2 separate regions of the Homo sapiens genome follow, and region 1 is linked to region 2. A link is a contact called in ENCODE Hi-C or POLR2A ChIA-PET data. All regions are on one chromosome and are shown on one strand. Each heading gives the region's core, a stretch centred on a gene start or an enhancer-like site at or near the end of the contact. The rest is flanking DNA. Distances are from core to core; before and after follow the strand shown.

Region 1 (5,986 bases), core at 750-3,249, 60 kb after region 2:
CAGAGGGCAGCGGGCTCTCTGCAAACTGTAACAAGTTGGCTCTGTGGCCCTGTCTGTCAGAGGAGGAGGCTGTTCCCAGGAGACGTGGGCTCCACGGGAGACGCGCCGGCTGCGCTCAGCGGGGAGAGGTTGTCGCTCCAGTCCCTAGTGGAGGTCTGTTTGTGCAGGAAGCCGTCATCAGCAGAGAGGCTTTTATAGAAAGCCTCACCATTCCCCCTGCACCTAATTTGAGATGAAGGAACTCATTTGCTACGGAAGGCTCTAGAAAGTGGCTGCTGGCATGGTGGCAGGTGTGTGGGGATGGGAGAGGTGGCAAGAGGTCCAGGGACCCAGGCAGGATGGCCACTTATGGGTGTCCAGGCACCCACAGCTGACCCATGGGGCCCAAGCAAGAAGGACGCCAAGGCCACAGCGGGTGGAAGGGACCTGGTGGGAGACCCAGCTGAGGACAGCAGAGGCTGAGGACAGCAGAGGCTCAGCCCCACTTCCCCTGTGGTCCCTCACAAAGCCCCTCCCTCTTTCCAGACTCCTCCCCTCAGAACCTTCTCCGTCCGCCCACCGGCCAAGGCTCAGAGGGCTCTGGGGAAGGCGTGCGGGGTGGCAGGGCCCACCCAGGGTCCGGGTGCACCTGCAGGGCAGGCCCCGAGCTGCTCACCTCCCTGCTTTCCTCAGCCTCGAAGCAGCCAGGGCTCCTGGGCAGGGCGCCACAGCAGCCTCTATTTACCCCTCTGTAAAATGGGAAGAAAGTTCTCCCCAGGTGAGGCTGTCTCATGACTAAATCAGACACTCCAAGCTGATGCTCTGAAGCCACAGGTGTCCCTGCATCCCCATCACTAATACTGTCCTCTTTCCTACCATGGACAGGGGGCTCAGCGCCCAGGAAAAGAGCTCCACACTTTTCTAGCATCCCCTCGGGAGCTCTGGTTCCATAGAAGGGGGCTCCCAGTGTCCGATGGGGCTGAGCACAGCATGCAGCTGGGGCCCCCGTGTCCTAGGGATCCGAGAGCACACTGTTGGGCAGCAGCTCCTGGACGGGGCCCACCAGCCTTTGTGCAAACCAAGAAGGAGCTCGTCCCCTGGTACCAGGGCACCCAGCTGGCAAGCACAGGTGGCTGGACCCTGGCTCCCTCATTGGCACCTGCGGGGCCACATCGTGACCTTTGTGGGCCCCAGACACCATTCCCCCTGCACCTGATGGATCCATCGCTTTGCCCAGCCTTGGCTCTCGAGGTGACCTTCAAGGACTGCTGCAAGGACTGCCCCGCCAAGGAGCCTGGCACAGGCTGTTGGACACAACCCCAATTACTGACAGGTTCGCAAAGACACCCAAGCTGCAGGGCCTTGGCAGACGGGTAAGCAGCCTGATCTCGTCCAGAAATCTTGTCCACGTGCACCTCCCGGGAGCCCTCCTTCGGAGATGGCCGAGGCCTGATGCCCCAGAAGTCACTGTGTCCAGCTCCCACCTCTCCTGCCCCTCAACCCCTCAGTTCCTCCCTGGGAACCACCTGTCAGCTGCCCCAGCCTGGATTTGTGTTTTCACCCGGGAGTGACTCGGGGCCTCTGGTGGCCTGGGGAGATGGGGGAGCTTCCTGGGTCCAGGCACCAGCAGTCACCTCTGTCCCCAAGGAAGGCCCTGCCAAAGGGCCGGGCACCAGGTGCTCCACGTTTAGGCCAGGACTAGTTGATGGCTGCCCAGGCTCCCAATGACACATTCCCCTCCTCCGGGGTTGTCCCTGCTGGGCCTCTGTGCCAGCTGACAGCCAGAAGTCTGGTGATCGAGCCCGGTGGGGTCTCTGCCTGGGGAGGGATCCCTGGGTTTTGTCCCCATGCAGTGGGGGCTCAGGAAGTGCCCCCCAGCTTCCTCCTGCCTCTCAGCATTCCCAGCTGCCAGCACAGAGAGGCTGGGCTCAAGTCTTCTCCAAGGCCAGTGCCACCCTCCACCAGGTCCCACTGAGCCTCATGGGGCTGGTGGAGCCACCTGCCCACCTCAGCACTGCATCTCCAGCCAGGGCTGAGTGGCAGTGTGGGCACCGCGGCCCGGGACGACAGCCTGGGCTCAGAGTCAGGCTTGTGGCTTCGCCTCTCAGCTTGCGTCTCCTCCCCTGTGGGATGGGGGATTCCGTGGCACCCCCATGATGAACAGGATGCCATGGGCCTCAGCCCAGGGCAGACCTCAGTGTCCTTCCTGTGGCCGCTGCTGGAGGTGCGTGACCACAACACAGGTGTGTATCGATGTCACTTTGCGTCATGCCTGTGGGGAGGGCCCTCTCGCCCCATGGTCTCCATGGGGCCTCATCACACCTGGGAGGTAACTGGGGCATCTCAATTTTACAGATGAGTAAATGGAGGCTCAGAGCAGTTACAGGCTGAGGCTGAGACCTGGGCAGGTCTTTGTCATCTTGGAGTCCAGCACATACACAGGGCTAGCCTCCAATGGGCTAAAGGGAGCTGCCTCCTATACCTCCCTGTCCCCAGACACACACACAGAACCCCCACATATGCACAAGAGCACACGGCCACAGGAGTGTGTGCAGGTGTGTGCATGCATGCATGCGCATGCACACACATCCTTGCACAGAATGCACAAGGCACACACAGGCACAGGCGTGTGCACACACGTGTACACACACACATGCCTGCATGCATACCTCCCGGCTCCACAGAGGGGAGGGGGCATTTCCCAGGCAGGCTATGCTTCTCCAGCAGTGAGCGAACAAAATCTGTGCTCTGGGTGCCCAGAGCCCGGCAATGAGGGGATCTCACACCCTCCAGGGAGGGGACTCGTCCCCGCCACTGTGCTGACGCCTGGGTCTCCAGAGACCCTCCTGGAACTCCGCCAGGCCTTCCTGGGTTCCAGACAGGCCCGCCACGGGCATGACGCAGCGCCATCTAGCGGACAGCAGGGCTGCAGCGTGGACAGAACGGCCGGACGCCCAGTCCTGGGCTGGCGGCTGAGGAACAGCCTCACAGGGCAAGAGGGCAGGCAACACCTGCATCTTTCCGGCATAAGAACCTCAAGAAAAGCAAAGGAATATAAGCCTGTGTTCTTTGGAGCCACCGAAATCTCTGTTCTCATGGCAGTCGCTGAAAGTTTAAGGGAGCCGCCACCGCCCCAATGGGGTTGGTTTCTTTCTTCCCTGTTTTTAAAGATCTTTTAAAATGTCTAGAGAGACCCTGGGATCCAGTGCTGGACGGATGATGCAGGTTTGTGTGCATTTGGGTTCTTGCCCCACCCTCAGCCTCAGCCACAGCCACAGCATGGCTCCCTGGTGGTCTCGGGAGCAGGTGAACAGGGAGGTCCTGCTGTCGGTGCAGACCCCGCTCTCACGTCAGCCACTTTGCTGGGTAGGAATGAACTGAGACACTGCAGGGCACCCGCTAAGCCCACATCAAGCTCTAATTCCACAGTTATTTTGCAAAGAGGATAATGTTCCCCTGAGGACTCGCTGGATCATCTGCTCTCGGCCAGGGTGGCTGCAGGGCTGTGGGCAGCTGGTGCCTCTAGACAAGACATCTTCACCCCAAAACCCCAGGCCTGAAGTCCCAGGACCCCTTTCTCACCACAGTGACCACCAGGTGGCAGGTCAGGTGCAGAGGGGCCCTCTGCACCCCCAACTCTCAGGGGGATGGGACACCCACCACCCCTCAGGGCCTTCATCCCTCCTGTAAGTAGAGGCTTGCCTTTTGGATACCATGGCAGGGATCTCACATTCATGCCACACAGCAATTCGTGGGGACCTCAGAGATACGCGGGGAGGGCAAACAAGGCCCGCATCTGGAGTACAGCAGCGGGCTTGGCTGGAAGGATGTAAAGGGCACAGGCCGTCTGTCTCTACCCACAGCCCCTAGAGCCTGCAGCGTCGTGCTGCTGGTGAGAAAGACGGCGGCACCATCACATGCGAGAGACAGCTGTCTGTCGAGAGCCTGCTTGGGCTCCCAGGCTCCCTCATCGCCTGACACCCCCACGTGGGGAGGGGGCGATGACCTTTCACGTAGAGGAAGTTGAAAGCTGCTTTTTTCTTTTTGAATCTCATCTCCACTCAGGGCCACACAGAGAGGCTATTGTGTGTCACTTGCTGGGTTAGGAACAGACGGATCAGGGCTTCTATGCTGCGTCTGCCTGGTCCTGGGAGAGAGAAACTCACACAACCATCTGCCTGGAAGACCTGGGCTTCTCAGGCTAGAGGGTCTGCACATGTAGGTGTGTGTGCATGCATACATATGCCTGCGTGTGGATGTCTGTGCTTCACACAAACAAGTGTACTTGTGGGCATATGTGTGTGTGTGCCTGCATGTGCAGCTCTGGGTATGTGTGTGTGCGCATGCCCCTGAGTCTCTCTGCATGTGATGCATTTGTGCATGTGTGTGCCTGTGTGCCCGGGTCTGTGTCTATATATATGCATGCATGGATATGCATACGTATGTGCATTTCTGCACATGTGTGCGTATGCCTGTATGTGCCTGGCTATGTGCACACACATGTGAATGTCTGAGCAGCTCCAGAGGGAGGGCCACCACCCTGCATGGTGGACATTAGTTTGAGCCTGTGAGGACCAGTGTCCCCCAAAGCCCCTCAACTACAGCCCAGCCCAACCCAACCCGGAGCAGATCACAGGCCCCAGAGACATCTCCAACCCTCACACATGGTTCCCAAACCCGGGCTATCCTTCACTCTGCAGGGGCGGGCCAGCCCTGCCCACTGCCAGGGACCCGCTCCAAGGCGCCTGCAGGAGGGCTGTGGGCGACAGTGTGGGCGCCCACCAGCAGGAGGGCCTGTCATGGTCTGTGCACGAAGCTGGTGCGCTGTCTTCTCCAGGAACTCGCACCTTCGCTCCCCCTCCCCTGCCAGCCAACACTTTCAGGTTTCTGCCATAAAAGAGAAAAAAATCTCCCTCCCTCTCTACCCGCTCCGCGCCTGCTCCTTCTCCACTTTTTGCAGATCAAACAGCATGCATGGAGTCGAGCCTGCTGGCTCTGTTCCGAGCTGCACTTTGGGCATCCGTGGGCTGCCTTGCTCCTTGTGGGGTGGCTTCAAGAGCAGGTCCCAGGTGTGCCTGCAGCAGTGCCGACACCCCTGAGAACACAGCGCACCCCAGCTTTCGGCGCCAACCACACAGCCAGCAACTGGGCTTGGAAGCTTCCCTGAGGTCGACGCTGCCTGGAAATGGACTTTGCTGCCTGCATTCAGGCCAGGGGCCATGTTTGCTCCCCCATTACAAGTTGGCCTCATATTAACATGTCTGAGGACTAAGGCTGGTATTCTAGAACACGCCTTTCACTGATTGTGTTAAATAAAAGAGAAAGATGAAAAAACTCAGGAGAATTGGCGGTACCCGCTGTCCCCGTTTCTCCCCTCCCACCAGCTCCACGGCCCACTCCAATCTGGCGCCCAGGCCCGGAGCGCCTCCACCCCCAGCAGCTCCTCCTGGGCCAGGGACCAGTCTCGTCCCACGCCTCTGCAGCCCTGGGGTCACCACTGGCCACTCCCTTCAAGAAGCACACTCAGGTCTGGGCTTGGATGATGCCCCTGGTGGCCCTGGGGCCTCCCTGGCACCTCCTCCTCTGGCCTCACCCTCAGGCCAACCTGTCACACCCGGCTTCAGCTCCCACCTGCCCGAGGAGAATGCTCTCAGGCCGCCCTGCAGGCTCTGGGCCGGGGCTCTGCCTCCTCCTCCCAAAGACCCAGCGAGTCCAGACTTCACCCTCCTCCAGCTGCCATCCAGCCCCCCGGCACCCCTAGGCCCAGCTGCCCCCTCCCATCCCACCTGCTCCAATGCACCCTCCACACAGAGAGAATGTGTCACCATACATGCTTCATGGTGCCACTGTCCTGCTGGAAGTCGTCGGAGGCTGGCACTCTTCTCAGGATGTGCTGTCCTCTGCCAACCCCACCGGTCTTGCCCCCAGGTCCTGGCCTCAGCCCCTTGGGTCCTTTATTCCATGTTTACTGTACCCACTCCCACAGTCAGACACGGCTTCCGTGTTC
Region 2 (5,756 bases), core at 1,650-4,149:
CGTGACTGTCACCAATGTCGGGTGAGATTCTGTGGGGTGCTTCATGAAATTCCAGGGGGTGGCTGATGGCAAAGTGTCCCATGAAATCTGTAGGGCTGTGGCCGAATTCCACAGAGGGTCCCGTGAAATCCTGGGGCCTATGAAATGCAATCTGCCAGCCTCTGCCCACCTGTAGCCATGATGGGTCTGGCTGGGCACGGGAGAAACAGCAGGAGCTCAGCCCTGCACCCGCAGCTCTGGGAGCAGAGAACATGCCCTGGACGCTTCGGGGCTGAGTGGCTCCGCAGGCGGGAAAGCGCGGATCGGACCTGCAAGGAGATGCCACCCGGACTGCCACACTCACCCAGAGACAGACATGAAAAGAGAGAGGGTTGCCATCCTCATGTGCATAAAGGGCAGTGGGGAGGAAGCGGGGAGGAAAGGGGTCAGGTTGGACGGCAGGAAGCCGGATGCCAGCTCAGAGCGGGAGGCTCTGTACCATGTGGCTGGCCATACCCTGGGCTCTGTTGGCGAGGTCTGACCACGGAGGCTCTGTACCATGTGGCTGGTCATACCCTGGGCTCTGTTGGCGAGGTCTGACCACATGAGCCTCAAATTCAGGCGGGTTCTGCTCACCAGCAATATCTGCCTGCCCTTGGGCAAGTCCCTCAACCTCTCTGAGCCTCAGTTTCTTCATCTGTAGAAGAGGAAGAATAGCAGCCCCTCTCGGGTGGCAGGAGGAAGGGGAAGATGACCTGAGGGGCGGTAATGGAGACTGGGGTGGCAGCTGACTTGAAAACTGGCGCCATGAAAGAAAAGACACTGCTGTTCTCCCCGTCACAGATGAGGAAACCAAGACTCAGAGGGTCCAAGGCACTGGACTGAGGTGGCACAGCCAGAGGCAGCAAGGAGCTGGACCCGCCCCAAGCACCGTCTGACTCCAATTGCAGCCTCCCAGGCCTGCTTCTGGCACGAGTCTGTTGACGTAGGCCTTAGCCACCAGAGCCAGTGCTTCCAACCGAGCTCTCTGCAGTGACAGAAACGCTCTAGGTCTCTGCCATCCAACAGGACGGCCACAAGCCACATGTGGCCTTTGAGCCCTTGAAATGTCAGTGCAGCCGAGAAACCGAATTTCTAATTGTATTGAATTTTATTAATTTAGATTCAAGGAGCCACACGTGCTGAGCAGCCTGACTCTGGGCGTCATTGCAGGTTAATTGAGCGTCCCCCCAACGCTGGAAAGCCACCACCCCCACCCAGATCACTCAGGGGAGGCTTTTTGAAGAACCACCTTGCTGCTGGCTACACCCAGTGGCGCTGGGGGTCTCTGAGGGGCCCATGGATCCATGCTAAGGCCTGCGGTCGGGGCATCCACCTCCCAGCCTCAGCCTGCAGGAGGAGCTGTCAGCTCCAATAGACTGGCCTCGGGAGGCTACTACTGGCTCTAGGCCTCGGGCAGCTGCTGGGCTCACCCAGACGGGGTCAGCTTTGCAGAGAAGGGTCACAAGGTGAGGCAGGGTCTGTGTACCTGGAGGTCCCGGGGGGGCCCTCAAGTGCCACAGGCTGGGTCCAGGCCTAACTCTGCCCCTCCCTGACCTGGTGTCCCTGAGCAGGTCCCCATCTGCAAAAGACATAATGGGACACCTTCCCCACCTCCGTGGGCTGAGAGGACTGACTTGGATTCCTCGTGGGGAGGGAGGGCCAAGTCCCAGCCAACCTCGGGCTCTGGAGGGCAGCCCATGGTCTCCCCGTCATCACTTTGCCAGGTGGCTGCCCACTCCAGAAAGCACTGTAACTACCCTAGTCATAGCTTCCTAAACCCCCAGAAGTGAAGGTGGCAGCAGGCAGGCGGAGGCAGGGCCTCCCCACCACATGGCCCCCGTTCTCCTAAACAGCACTCTGGTGCCCAGATACTTCCAGGAAGATTAAGCTGAAAACTCCAGCGCAAGCTGCTGGAGGAGAGGGGGTTGCTGTGGCAACCGCATCTGGCCTATTCACTTGAGTTTTGGAGGTGAGGGATGGAGAACAGAAATACGGCAAAACCCCAAGCGCAAGGCCTCCTTCGATTTCACAACCAGCACGTGTGTGGGGGGGTCGAGCGGAGAGAGGCGAGTGCTTTAAAACTCGCTGAGACAATCCACTCAGGGTTTGTCTGTGGCTCTTTAATATCCAGCCACCCAGCCTGGTTCTGGCTGTTCTGTTGCCAAGAGGTGACGTCAGACGCTTGGCAGCGTGACAAGCTGGGGCCAGGCCAGGTGCGAGCTTCACAGCACCCGGTGCTTCCTGAGAGACCTCAGGCAGGGACAGGAGGGGTTTTTTAGCACCAAGGCTGGGGCGGGAGAGGAGGAGGAGCTGCTCACAAAGATGCCCTGCCCTTTCCACGGAGATCCTCCTAGTGGCTTGCAGGGAGTCTACCTCCTGGTGCCGAGCACACAGAGTCCCCCAGGAGGACACAGCACCTAAATGTTTGTGTATATTCCGTGTGTATTCCGAGTCCACTTGCACACTCCAGGAGCATTTATCTGCAAACATTCAGAGCTCCCCTACACACCAGGCTCTGTGCCAGGTGCCAAGGGCCGGGACTAAGACACATGTGACCTCATGGAATTGCCATTGGTGGGGACAGAGAAGCCAGGCGGCCCCCACAGTGCAGGGCCTGGAGTAGGGGAGGTGCAGGCTGCATGAGCACAGACGAGGAACAGCTCATCTCCTCTCAAGGATGGAGGGGAAAAACCAGGGAGGCTTCCTGGAGGAGGTGGCATCCAAGCTGAACTCTGAGGAATGCCTCAGCCTCATGAAGGAGCAGCACAAGGCTCCTGAAGCAAGGGCCTGACCAATGTTCAGCCCAGTCCATCGGGGACGCAGGAACAGCACAGGTGGTCAGGGCCTGTTCTGGGGGCCTCCTTGGCAGAAGGAGGTTGGGGTTAAGCCCAAGCACAGCCGGAGCTCCCTGGAGGGTGCATGGCGGTGGTGCAGTGCCCATCCTGCATGTCCAAACCATTGTGGCTGCCAGGTGGGGTCCAGGTGTCTGGGGCTGGGCCTGGAGCTGAGGCCAGGTGGAGGCTGCAGCTGAGATGCAGGAGGACACAGAGGCAGGCACTCAGGTGGCCTCGGCAGGAGGGGGCAGTCCTGTTGGGTGCTCTGGCCTTGGCCCTTGAAAGCCAGTGAACTGGAGGATGAGGCCTGTGGGGCAGCAGGAGAGCCATGGATCTGCTCCTGGGGAAGGGGCAGGGTCAGGGGCTGGCACAGGGACCTGGGAAAAGAGACCTCGAGCTGGGCCTTTGGATGCAGTGCCAGAGGGGAACTGGGATGCCTGTTTCAGGTTCAGGCTGGGTAGGGAGCACATGGGCAGGTGGGTGCCCTGAGGACAAGAGCCCTGGGCAGTCCTGGAAAAAATCAGAGTGACCTGCAGGATGCTTCCTGCCGCACGCCGTGTTAACATGCAAATGGAGACTGTTTTCACTGCACATATTTCGCAGTCTAATTTCATAAACCGTATATTCATCAGAGAACATCATGGAACATATCGGAAAGTCCAAAGAGAAGGTACATGCCCACAATCCCACTCCGAGAGCAAGTGACAGGTGACGTCTGCAAGCACAGCGTTCTAGCTCTTCCCGTGCATAGATGCACTTTTCTTTTCATCAGCTTGCGACCATGCGTTCCAGTGTTTCAAAGGCTGTTTTTAAAATAAATACAGTCTATCTTCCAGGCACCTGCCTGGCACTTTGTAGGTTATCAGTAAACATTTGATGAATAAATGAAGGCAGGAACAGTTTCTCCTGGTGAATGCTCTTCTACAAAACCGAGTTTGCACCGTCGTCAGCGGCTGCCTCATGCCTCGCTCTGTGCATGAGCTGCCCTCTCAGCCCCTCCTCTGCTGTGGGGCGTTCATGCCATTTCTGGGTTTTTCACTCTTTCAGACGCTGCTCAGCGGATGTCCTGGTGGTTATGCCTTTTTCCACGTCTCAGAGGATTGATCAAAGGACGGTTACTTTGTTAGAGCAGCTGACACATTTATGACATTACTCTCAGAAAAGCCTGCACCGGATTCATCCCAGGGTGGGACGCCCGTGCCGGAGCCCACACTCTTGCAGCACTCAGCTCCGTAGCTGTCTCCAAACTGCTTTGCTGAAGAAGGTGATTCTTTACAGTTTAAGTCTATGCTTCTCAAATCCTCTGTGGCAAAGACTGGTTACTGAAGCTTTTCCAATCTACCTCAGACCAATACTAGTAAAATGAAGTAAAATATATATATATTAGTTTAAAAAAAACACACACACATTTTAAGCCATCATGTTTTAGTATGAGATTCAACAGACACAATTATCCTGTCAAATTGCTATAGAGTTCCTCAATTTTTGGATATTTTTATCATAAACTTTTACTCGATCATTCCTGGACCAGTTCTGGCCCGAGGTTGCACGTTGGGTGGGATGGTTGAAATAATTCCCCCACTGAAAATAATCCCCCACTGAAAATAATTCACCCACTGGCCATCTATTATTAATAATGTGGACAACCTGTGCGTCGGAACAGCGATTTCACTTGCATTTCCAATCCCGCAGGTCAGCAGGAAGGAACACATTCTTCTCATTGGAAGAAGATGGAATCAAGCCCAGGCTGCCAGGGCTGTGGCTGGGACCCTGTGTGAGCCCAGAGGCCACGGGATGGGACAGATCCCAGTCCTCCAACTCCCGGCAGGTATCTGAGGCTCTGCCACCGTTTTCCAACATTGAGGGGCTGTGCTGCCCTGTGGAATGAGGACAGTGTCCAAGTTAATGAGGCTTCGTGGCAAATGCCCAGCCCCCGTCAGGAGGCCTTCATTCTTTGCCCTCAAATTGTGGGGGTGGGGGGCTGGATTGGACCAGAACAGTCTGTGCTGTGCTCTGGCTGGGGCTTGGACAGAGAAGCCTGCCTCCCTGGGGATGCCCTTTAGGCAGGGCTGAAGGCATAGCGCAGAGGGCTCCTCCTGGTCCCTGGGTGCCCATTTCTGGCCCCAGCTGCCTCCCCTGATGGCCATGGGTACTAGGATGAAATCCTTGCACCAGGGCAGCCCCGGCCTGCAGTCACCCCTTTCTGGGATGAAAGCAAGGCAAGGTGCCTGGGCTGGAGCTCGGGGGCAGGTGGTGCTGGGGACCTCAGGTGGTTGTGATTTCACCTCTGGGTCCCCAGGCACACAGGTGCACACGCATCCCACACACACAGGCATGTGCACACGTGACACGCGTCCCCAGGCACACACGTGCACACGCATCCCCCACACAGGCATGTGCACACGTGACACGCGTCCCCAGGCACACACGTGCACATGCATCCCCCCACACACAGGCATGTGCACACGTGACACGGGTCCCCAGGCACACAGGTGCACACGCATCCCCCCACACACAGGCATGTGCACACGTGACACGGGTCCCCAGGCACACAGGTGCACACGCATCCCCCCACACACAGGCATGTGCACACGTGACACGCGTCCCCAGGCACACAGGTGCACACGCATCCCCCACACAGGCATGTGCACACGTGACACGGGTCCCCAGGCACACAGGTGCACACGCATCCCCCAACACACAGGCATGTGCACACGTCACACGGGTCCCCAGGCACACAGGTGCACATGCATCCCCCCACACACAGGCATGTGCACACGTCACACGGGTCCCCAGGCACACAGGTGCACACGCATCCCCACACACACAGGCATGTGCACACGTGACACGGGTCCCCAGGCACACAGGTGCACACGCATCCCCACACACACAGGCATGTGC

What was found. A loop is a pair of places that touch in the nucleus more often than their neighbours do. ChIA-PET counts read pairs that join two places held with the same protein, here RNA polymerase II (POLR2A). Pooled maps may share reads with other maps.
Region 1: a map of posterior cingulate gyrus shows a loop between it and region 2 (2.7-fold over the local background). The contact joins the promoter of LINC02907 here to the enhancer-like site in region 2. A Hi-C loop is called at or near these places in 2 of 168 maps with a recorded cell type or tissue (A673 and posterior cingulate gyrus) and 3 of 50 pooled maps. POLR2A ChIA-PET finds 5 or more read pairs at or near these places in 1 of 52 experiments (WTC11).

The regions. Positions count from the first base shown.
Region 1 is chr9:135,341,250-135,347,235 of GRCh38, forward strand. It overlaps LINC02907 (long intergenic non-protein coding RNA 2907), which reads left to right and starts at 2,000. Exons shown (of 3, transcript NR_171012.1): 1 at 2,000-2,222; 2 at 2,773-3,204; 3 at 4,045-5,313. RefSeq lists an enhancer at 1,041-1,753.
Region 2 is chr9:135,279,945-135,285,700 of GRCh38, forward strand. No RefSeq gene overlaps it. Among named protein-coding and RNA genes, the nearest start is that of LINC02907, 60 kb to the right of the region's middle. RefSeq lists enhancers at 3,031-3,578, 5,053-5,719. Within about 2 kb of position 2,900, at least 4 of the 41 ENCODE cell types and tissues checked have a DNase peak (open chromatin) inside an H3K27ac peak, as active enhancers do.